3 separate regions of the Homo sapiens genome follow, and all the other regions are linked to region 3. The links are chromatin contacts, found by Hi-C or POLR2A ChIA-PET in ENCODE. All regions are on one chromosome and are shown on one strand. The core of a region is the stretch at or near the end of the contact, and the rest is flanking DNA. Distances in the headings are between cores, read along the strand shown. Region 1 holds the start of NRGN (neurogranin). Region 2 holds the start of MSANTD2 (Myb/SANT DNA binding domain containing 2). Region 3 holds the start of HYLS1 (HYLS1 centriolar and ciliogenesis associated).

The links. A loop is a pair of places that touch in the nucleus more often than their neighbours do. ChIA-PET counts read pairs that join two places held with the same protein, here RNA polymerase II (POLR2A). Pooled maps may share reads with other maps.
Region 1: a pooled map shows a loop between it and region 3 (6-fold over the local background). The contact joins the promoter of NRGN here to the promoter of HYLS1 in region 3. A Hi-C loop is called at or near these places in 2 of 168 maps with a recorded cell type or tissue (CD4-positive, alpha-beta memory T cell and naive thymus-derived CD4-positive, alpha-beta T cell) and 12 of 50 pooled maps. POLR2A ChIA-PET finds 5 or more read pairs at or near these places in 1 of 52 experiments (HEK293).
Region 2: a map of B cell shows a loop between it and region 3 (32-fold over the local background). The contact joins the promoter of MSANTD2 here to the promoter of HYLS1 in region 3. A Hi-C loop is called at or near these places in 2 of 168 maps with a recorded cell type or tissue (B cell and naive thymus-derived CD4-positive, alpha-beta T cell), 1 of 37 single-sample maps with no recorded cell type and 11 of 50 pooled maps. POLR2A ChIA-PET finds 5 or more read pairs at or near these places in 2 of 52 experiments (MCF 10A and activated naive CD8-positive, alpha-beta T cell).

The regions. Positions count from the first base shown.
Region 1 is chr11:124,738,519-124,741,253 of GRCh38, forward strand. NRGN (neurogranin) reads left to right here and starts at 1,424. Exons shown (of 4, transcript NM_006176.3): 1 at 1,424-1,581. The coding sequence starts at 1,567. RefSeq lists silencers at 1,123-1,182, 1,243-1,562.
Region 2 is chr11:124,798,935-124,801,814 of GRCh38, forward strand. It overlaps MSANTD2 (Myb/SANT DNA binding domain containing 2), which reads right to left and starts at 1,472. Exons shown (of 4, transcript NM_001308027.2): 1 at 937-1,472. The coding sequence starts at 1,446. It overlaps MSANTD2-AS1 (MSANTD2 antisense RNA 1), which reads left to right and starts at 1,494. Exons shown (of 5, transcript NR_103862.1): 1 at 1,494-2,322. RefSeq lists silencers at 115-164, 395-474, 875-1,114, 1,155-1,824 and an enhancer at 1,051-1,658.
Region 3 is chr11:125,886,311-125,889,028 of GRCh38, forward strand. HYLS1 (HYLS1 centriolar and ciliogenesis associated) reads left to right here and starts at 1,358. Exons shown (of 3, transcript NM_001134793.2): 1 at 1,358-1,455. RefSeq lists an enhancer at 1,066-1,115 and silencers at 1,256-1,305, 1,396-1,445, 1,546-1,935.

The DNA of each region.
Region 1 (2,735 bases), core at 174-2,673, 1.1 Mb before region 3:
TATCCCCACCCTGAATGGACTCAGGCATTTCTCTCCCACTCATTTTTCCTTTGGCAAGCAGAGCCTCGGGCCCAAACATCTAGGTGGAAAGGAAGCATGTCACCGCCACGTGGTCCCTGGTCATGGCCAGGGACTGGGGATGCACAGCAGAGCTGTCTCAGGATCTGCTGTCCCAACCAGAGCCACAGGGCATTTCCCACCTTTGCTCCCAGCAGGAGCCATCCTTTCCTCCTTCCCTTCTCTGGGACCTTAGCTGAGAAGACTTTCTAGTTTTCTCAGAGAAGGCCTACCCTACCCACATAACAAGCCACACTGCCAGCTTTTGTACCCTGCCGAGTTGGGGGAGGCTGACGACCACAACAGTGGCAGTCTGTCCCTCCCAGATGCTCTTTCCATAGCTCCCCTTCCCAGCCTCTCACGAAGCCCACATCCTGCCTCATCATGGACCCAAGAGCCAATTACTTCGAATTCTCTACACTTGGGTTTAGGGTATTTTTCTTCTTCTCAGGAGCAAGGGCGAGGATGGCCAGCTTTTGTCTTATTCTGAGGCAGCAGATCAAAAGGTTAGGCAGAGTCTGGTATGAAAGGGAGGAGGATACTTCTTCCAAGTCTGTGCCCATATATAAATACATACAAAATAGGTGTTGTGCATATATGATGTTGTTTGTTGCAGCTCATGTAGACAGATCGATAATAGATACGTCATGCCGACAGCTTGAGTTGGGTGACTGTCCGTGTGCGTGCGTGAGCGCGCGGGCGCCCGCAACAGGGTGTCCGCATTTACCTGCAACTGAAGGGCTGCGTAGTTATTTTTGCAGGTTGTATCTGCAGTGTCTGTATGCTGGAAGAAGGCCTGGGAAAATCATATGTGGACATGTGGGGCTTGTGAGCTTTTGTGTGGACGCATGCCCATCGCCAGGTTGTACCAACAGGTTTCTCCGTCTGTAGCAGGAGTGATGATGAGACCTTTTTACCGCCCGTTAGGGAGCCTTTCTTTGCGGACTGAGGGGGAGTGAAGTGAAAGGGAGCCATATTTGGGACTCCTGCTAGGTTGTGGAAGTATGGAGGGATGGGTGAGGGGTGCGTGGTTTTCTCTGAGCGGGAGTAGGTGCTGTGCCCAGATGTGGGTGTTTGTGCTCGGGGTGTCGGGGGCCTCCTTCTGCCTACTCCGGCGTACATCTGCCTGGCAGTCTGCCGCCTAGCAAGCCAGGGGATTGCGCCCGGGAGGATGGAGTGTGTAGGAGGCTTGGATACAAGCGTGTAGGCGGAGGGGCTGGGGCAGGAGCGGGAGCGCGGCGCAGAGAGCCGCGAGAGGGCGTGGCCCTCCCTCCACTTCTCCCCGCCCACCCTGCCGGAGGCTGCTCCTGATTGGCTTCCCGGCCGCGGGGCTCAGGTTACATTCGCGAGCGGAGCCGAGCGCGGGAGACCGGACCCGAGAGCAGAGCTGCTGTTTCGGCGCGGGTCGGCTGGCGGCCGACTGCCCCAGAGCCCCCACCCGGCACCACACAGACCCCACCCCCGCCCTGCGCCAGCCTTCGTCCCCGCAGAGGACCCCCCGACACCAGCATGGACTGCTGCACCGTAAGTTAGAGGGCCCGGGGGAGGGGCACTTGGCGGGGTCCGCTGCGAGAGGCGCCTGAGAAAGCCCTGGAGGGCGAGAGAGGGATGGAAGTGGATGCGGAAGACCTAGGAGCAGAAAGAAAAGGGGTCCTTGCCGAGACGTGGGTGGTGGATGGTGGAAGGCGCCCGCCCGACTTGGAAGCCCTAGGAAAAATGCTCCTCAACTCGCGGGGGCGTCTGAGCGCCCATCCGTTAGACAGCCTAGGCTGGACTGGGAGCTCGGCAGGGCTCTGCAAGAGGGGAACTGCGGGTTGGATGACAGGAGGAACTTCCTCCCCAGTGAGACGCTGGCAACCATCGCCTGGAGACACTGCAGCGACTCCTTCCTCCCGTCTTTCGGCCCCCACCCCGTTCCCCATCCCACTGCGCCGCCGTCGGTGGGCGGACAGGCTGATCCTCATGACCCTCCAACGATCGCCTAAGCGCCCTGTGCAGCGCAGGCTGGTCCATATTGGTTAGCTCGGTAGTGATGCTGGCTGCAAAGAGCCTAGTCAGGGTGGTTCTGGGGAGGGGTTGTCCCGGCCCCCAAGGCCTTCTCGCTCGGAAGGGGCTGGGTGAAGTGACCGCGAGAGAGCCCTGCTGGCGAGGAAAGGAAGTGTCTGCAATTTGTCAGCGCCCACGCGGAAACCTGGGTACTGCAAGTGCCCAGCGCCCGAGGGGTTTGCTGTAAAGGTGACTCGGTATGAAAGCGCCTGGCATAGGCCCTGGCTCCTGCCTCACTGGAAGAGTACAGTGATCATACGTATATGAAATTTATTTGTTTGCTTATTTATTTTTTGCCTCTGCACTTGGAGAAAGACTATTCCAAAGTCCTTGTATTTTCAGTCATTCAGTCAACCAGCTAATGATACACGAGGTTACTGACTTTGCCACCTTATGGCATAGTAAAGAAAAAAAAAGTGGGCTTTGGAAGGGAAGGATAGCCCAGTTCTATAATAGGTGAGACTTTCCCATGTCTGGGTACCAAGAGGCAGAGAACACTTAGGGGCAAGTGGTGGTGGTTGCGATTTTAACTCTTATTAGTTTAAGTAATAGTTGCCAGTTTGTGAATGCCTGCCCTGTAGCCAGCACTTTATATTTAATCATAGCAACAACCCTGTGAAGTAGGTATTATT
Region 2 (2,880 bases), core at 222-2,721, 1.1 Mb before region 3:
AATACAACTCCTTATCTGCCAATAATACAAATATGAAAGCCTAGAGTCAGTTCTAGTAGCAAAATCTTAACCTGGCTAAGATTTCTAGCCCAAATTAAGCCTCTGCATTTAAACATGCAGGTACACAAGGACGGCCAGATGCACACTGAGAGTTCTACTTGTCACCACATCCGGCACAGAAACTGAAGCAGGGAAAAACTGGCTTTCCTGAAGGAGCTTCCTAAGAAACCGCAGGGCCTCAAGCCAATCTAACTCTGGAGGCATCGACAATCCAAATTCCAGACCAACTCTTGGCCAAGCTAACTTTTATGGTGTACACTAACTCCGCGGTAACAATACACAATCTGGCTACAATCAAGCCTTTCCAATTCTCCAAAGCATCTCTAGTCTTACTCGTCCTTCGTAGCTCAAGATAGAAGCAAAGCGACTGACACAAAGGCCAGTCGTCCCAAGGCGCTTTTTCTATGGCTCCGCTACGGCCACTTATTAACTATTCCTAAACTAGGGGCTCAATGCCCCCCCCTTCTGCCCTTCCTCAATCCTGCCCCGGCCGGTAAGCCTCTGCCTGGGAGCCCCTCCGCCTGGAACAAAGCGAGGGGCCCCGGCGGTGGGGGCAAGAGGCGCCAGCGGCACGGGGACTGCCGCACGGCGCACAATGAGAAACTACCAACTTCAGAGCGCAGGAACATCTCAATTGGCAAGAAAGAGGGGCGGCGGCAGGCACGCCCAACTTCAAACTCAGGAAACCTACGGGCTGGCGGCCATCTGGGAAAAAGCCCCCTTCCCAGGGAGAGAAGAAAAAGGCGGAGGAGATGCGAATCGCCCACCGGGCCCCGGAGGAGAGCCCTGCCCTCAGACCGGCCCCCGCCCCCGAGGCCCGCTTCCCCGCCTTCTCTCTGCCTCTGGTTCGCTGCCCCAGGCCGGGCGGCCGGTTACCTTGATGCGCTCCCGGCACTGGGACGGGGTCCGCTCGTAGCCCAGCTCGGCCAGGGCCCGGGACACGCGCTCGTACATGGCTGGCCCGGGGGCCTTGCTGCCGAACACCGTGCCGGCTCCCTCCAGCTGCTGGTACCGCGCCTCCACCAGCCGCTCGTTGCCCCACACTGCGATGAGCGCGTTCGTCTCGGCTGGCGTCCACGACATGCCCCGGCAGGCGGCGGCGGCGGCTGCCGCAGCCCCGCCACCGCCGCCACCAGGGGAGAAGGAGACCGAGGACGAGGCGGCGCTGCGGCCCCCCAGCCCCAGCCCGAGACCCCCGGACGCCGCTGCCCCCGAGCCCGCCGCACTGCCCGGCCCGAGCGGGGAGGCACCCCGAGGCGTGGAAGGGTCGGACAGCGATGGATTTCCGTCGCTCAGGCCACCAGGAGAAGCCGGGGAAAGCACCTCCATCTTCGGAATTTTTAGCGGCGAGTTGGCGGGCAGCTCCGAGCCACAGGGCGCAGCCATCTTCCAAGCGGCCGCCGCTGCACCGCCCGGAAGTGACGCGCCCGCGCATCCGGCCACCGCGGTCTCCGGGGCTGCCCTCGGGCCTGGCTCGCCCGCGGGCGGATGGCTCCGGGTCTCTGCTGCTGAGGATGTGGCTGCCGGGCGGAGGTCGTCCACTCCCCTGGGCCTTTCTCCGCGAGCCCTCCCACGCCGCCCGCTCCTCTCCCGGGGCGAAGGGCGGGGACGAGGCGCGCCGAAGCCCCGAGCTGAAGAGAAGGGTGGGGGCATGAGGGCGCTGGAGTGAGGAACAGATTGGAGCCTTCCCACTTCCTCTCCAATCTCAGCCCCCGGGAGGAGGGGTGAGGCCCTCGAGGGGGCCCGGAGTTAAGGAGGAATAGACCGTTTCTCTCTCTCCTGTCTCCCCCGCCTCTGCCCGTCTTCCCTCTAAGCCGGCCTCTAGGTGCAGAGGCTGACGTCCAGGATGGGGACCGGGGAAGCCTCTGGAGGGTATATCCGGGAAGGCACCAAGGCTGAAGTGAGAGCGGTTCTGGGGAAGGCTTTAAAAAGCAGATATGGACCAGGGTAGAGTTCGTACGCTGTAGCTTTTCAAGAACACCGATCTCATTAATTAAAGAACAGCAACTATTTAATTCCAGTTATAAACTATTGTTTTCCAGTTAGTCTGGGTAGGTGTGGCCGTTTGTAGAATAGTTAGATTACATTAGTCTATTGCGTTGGTACAGTTGTCTATAGCTTGAGCATATAAAAACTCCTGAGCCCAGCAGAAAAGTTACTTTCCAATACCAGTCTCCATCCTCCGTGCTTTGGAAGTTGCATCGTTTTCCGGTTTTTCGTACTCAAAGAACACTGTCAATTATGACAGCTCTGTGACCTCTGGTAATGAATTAGTGTATTAGTCACTCCTGAAACGTTCCTTAAAGTGCTGGAACTTAACAGTAGCACAGCACATCCAGTACACAGCTGTACCGTATTTCCATATTTTTCAAAGCTGAAAATCTTAATTGGATATCTTGGATCATTAACTTAAAACCTCAGCGGATTTTTCTTTCAAAGCAGACATAACTGAGGATGCTGACCAATGAATGCAAATAAACTATGCAATATTTTTTAAAATAACAAATGTATGTTAGTTTTTTTTAAGCTGAGGTCAACTATGTTTTGGGGGGTATGTGCTTTTTTAAATTATTGTTTTATTTCAATCGATTTTTGGGGGTAACAGGTGGCGTTTGGTTACATGAATAAGGTTTTTAGTGGTGATTTCTGAGATTTTGGTGCGTCCGAGCAATGTACACTGTATCCAATGTGTAGTCTTTTGTCCCTCATTAGCCTTCCCCTTACCCCTGAGCTCCCGAGTCCCCAAAGTCCAATGTATCATTCTTATTGAAGACAGCTAAATTTTTAACTCTGAGACTCACTGGAGAGAATGACTGGTTG
Region 3 (2,718 bases), core at 108-2,607:
AAAGAGGGAGAGTAAGAGATAATACGAAGTGTTTGGAGGAAAAGGATTAAACATTTCTCCCCTCCCACTGAATCCTGGATTTAAGAAATGGTGTAAGATGAACTTGACAACTAGCACCTATTTGTTTAAGGTGGAAAATGCAATGCTCAGGACTCAAGACCAGTTGAGATAGGTTTGCTTGGTATTGACTAGGATATTGAACCCTGAGGGCCTCTCCTCTTGCTTTTACAGATCTCATCCTCAGCAATCCCCAAGCACTAGATTTTTTTTTTTTTTTTTTTTTTTTTTTTTACAGGTACAGATGCAAAAAGAGTTAAAACATCGGGTTTAAAAAAAAAATTAGTGGCTGGGCACAGAGGCTCACAACTGTAATCCCAGAGCTTTGGGAGGCCGAGGGGGTAGAATCACCTGACTAACATGGTGAAACCCCATCTCTACTAAAAATACAAAATTAGCCGGGCATGGTGGTGCTCGCCCGTAATCCCAGCTGCTCGGGAGGCTGAGGCAGGAGAATCGCTTGAACCTGGGAGGCAGAGGTTACAGAGAGCTGAGATCGCGCCACTACTCTCCAGCCTGGGCAACTGGGCAACAAGAGGGAAACTCCGTCTCAAAAAAAAAAAAAAAAAAAAGTTGAGAGTAACACCATGTGAAGGAGACAGGCACATTCCAAAAGAAAACAAGTGCATGTCGGAGCAAGGCAGTCGGTGGCTGGAGCACAGTTAGAGTAACGTGGGAGGAGCTGTGGAGACGCAGCCACGGGTCACGCCAGGGCCCTGCACACCATGCAGAGGAAAGGAAGAGCTCAGTGCGCCAGGGTTTCATACAGCCGCTCTCTCAGGCCCCAAGGAAACGTCTAGAGCGCACAGGCGGACTCACCCCAGACTGTTCGAACCGTCCCTGAGCGCCCGCCCTCGTCTCCCGGCACCACTGGCCCCGCAGCAGCCAGTTGAGAAGGGCGGAGGCTGATTCCAATGAAGTGGCAGACCGTTAGGCGGCCTCTCCAAAAAGCCAGCTATGTCGCCGTTAGCCAAGGTTTGAGGGTCTTCTCCTTCTCTTCGAGGGCCCAACCTCCCCTCCAGATTTAGTACACCAGAGGCGTCGCAGCAACGGCTGCTGCCTGCGCGCCTCAGCTAGGCGGGCTCGGATATTTTTAAGGCCACATTGGAAATCCCGGGCATGCTCCCGCCGGCGGAGAAGGCCCAGACAAAATGTGCGCCAATCAGGATACAGACTTGGAGGACGTTTACCCTCAGGACCAATAAGAGGGAGGGCGGACCGGGCCAAGGGTGCCGGTTCGCTCTCCGGATTTAAACCTCAGCGGTCGGCGGTTAACCGCAGGCTCGGCGCGTGGGCCGGCAGTGCGCCTGCGCAAGTTACGCGAAAGCTAACAGAATCTGCGGTGCTCTGCTGGCGACTGGCAGGACGCGGTGCAGAGAGCGGACTTCCGCGACGCGGGTAAGCCGGGCGAAGGCCGGAAGCGGAGGGACGCGGGGACCTGGTGGCTGCCGGCCCACTGCGGCGGGAGCCCTCGCTCCTTTTCCCACCGTCGGGACGGTGCAGAGTGGCAGCTTCCCTCCGTGGATTCCAGGTCCTGCCTGGCGAGCCGTCCCCAACGTCTGCGTTCCTGAGGGAGGCGGCCGGGGCAGCGTGAGCTACAGGCGATGTGCGCGGCGGGCCGCAGCCCCTGGAGGTCACGGTGTGCGCTGGCCGCCGCCGCGGTCTTTGCCCCGGTGGCCTTTCTGAGCTCCTGGGCCGCGCCCCTGGGACCAGGCGGAGGCCGGGGACGGCCCCAGGGCTGGAGGGGAGTCCCGAAGGCCGCTAGCGACCTGGGTCCAAGCCACGCCCACGGCCAGGCGGGGCGACTGCGAGCTTTGCCGTTGAAAGGCGGAGCGTGTCTTGTCGCCTTCTAGCTGCACCTTTTGTGGACTGCAGCATGGAACCGTCCAAGGTGTTTGTCCACCCCGAAATGGAAATAAATCTTTTTTATTCTAAACAGTATACAATCTCACTAAGCAGGCAAAGAAAAACATTAAGATATCTTTTTAGATTGGTAAGATTTTTCAGTACCCCATGCTGCTGAGAGAGTGAAGAAATGAAAGCAAGCACCTTTATGGCCTGTGTGCTGGGGATAATCTGTTTTTCTAGAGGGCAGTTTGGCATTATAAATCAGAATTCAGGCCGGGCGCGGTGGCTCACGCCTGTTACCCCAGCACTTTGGGAGGCCGAGGTGGGCGGATCACGTGAGGTCAGGAGTTCGAGACCAGCCCGACCAATACGGTGAAACCCCGTCTCTACTAAAAATACAAAAATTGGCCGGGCTTGGTGGCGGGCGCCTGTAGTCCCAGCTCCTCGGGAGGCCGAGACAGGAGAATCTCTTGAACCCGGGAGGGAGAGGTTGCAGTGAGCCGAGATCGCGCCACTGCACTCCAGCCTGGGCGACCGAGCAAGACTCTTGTCTCAAAAAAAAAAAAAAAAAAGAGAAAAGAAAAACATAAATCAGAATTCAAGTAGTACCATAACTTCTAAGTCATAATCCAATTCCAGGAGTTTATTCCAAGGACATAAATCGGACAAGAATGCAAACATAGTATGTACATGTTTTTAGCAATCCGAGCAACATTTAGTACGTGTAAAGAAGAAAGAAAATACTCGAAATTTCATCAGTCACAGATAACCATCAAACACTGTTCACATTTAGGTTTACTTCAGATATATTCA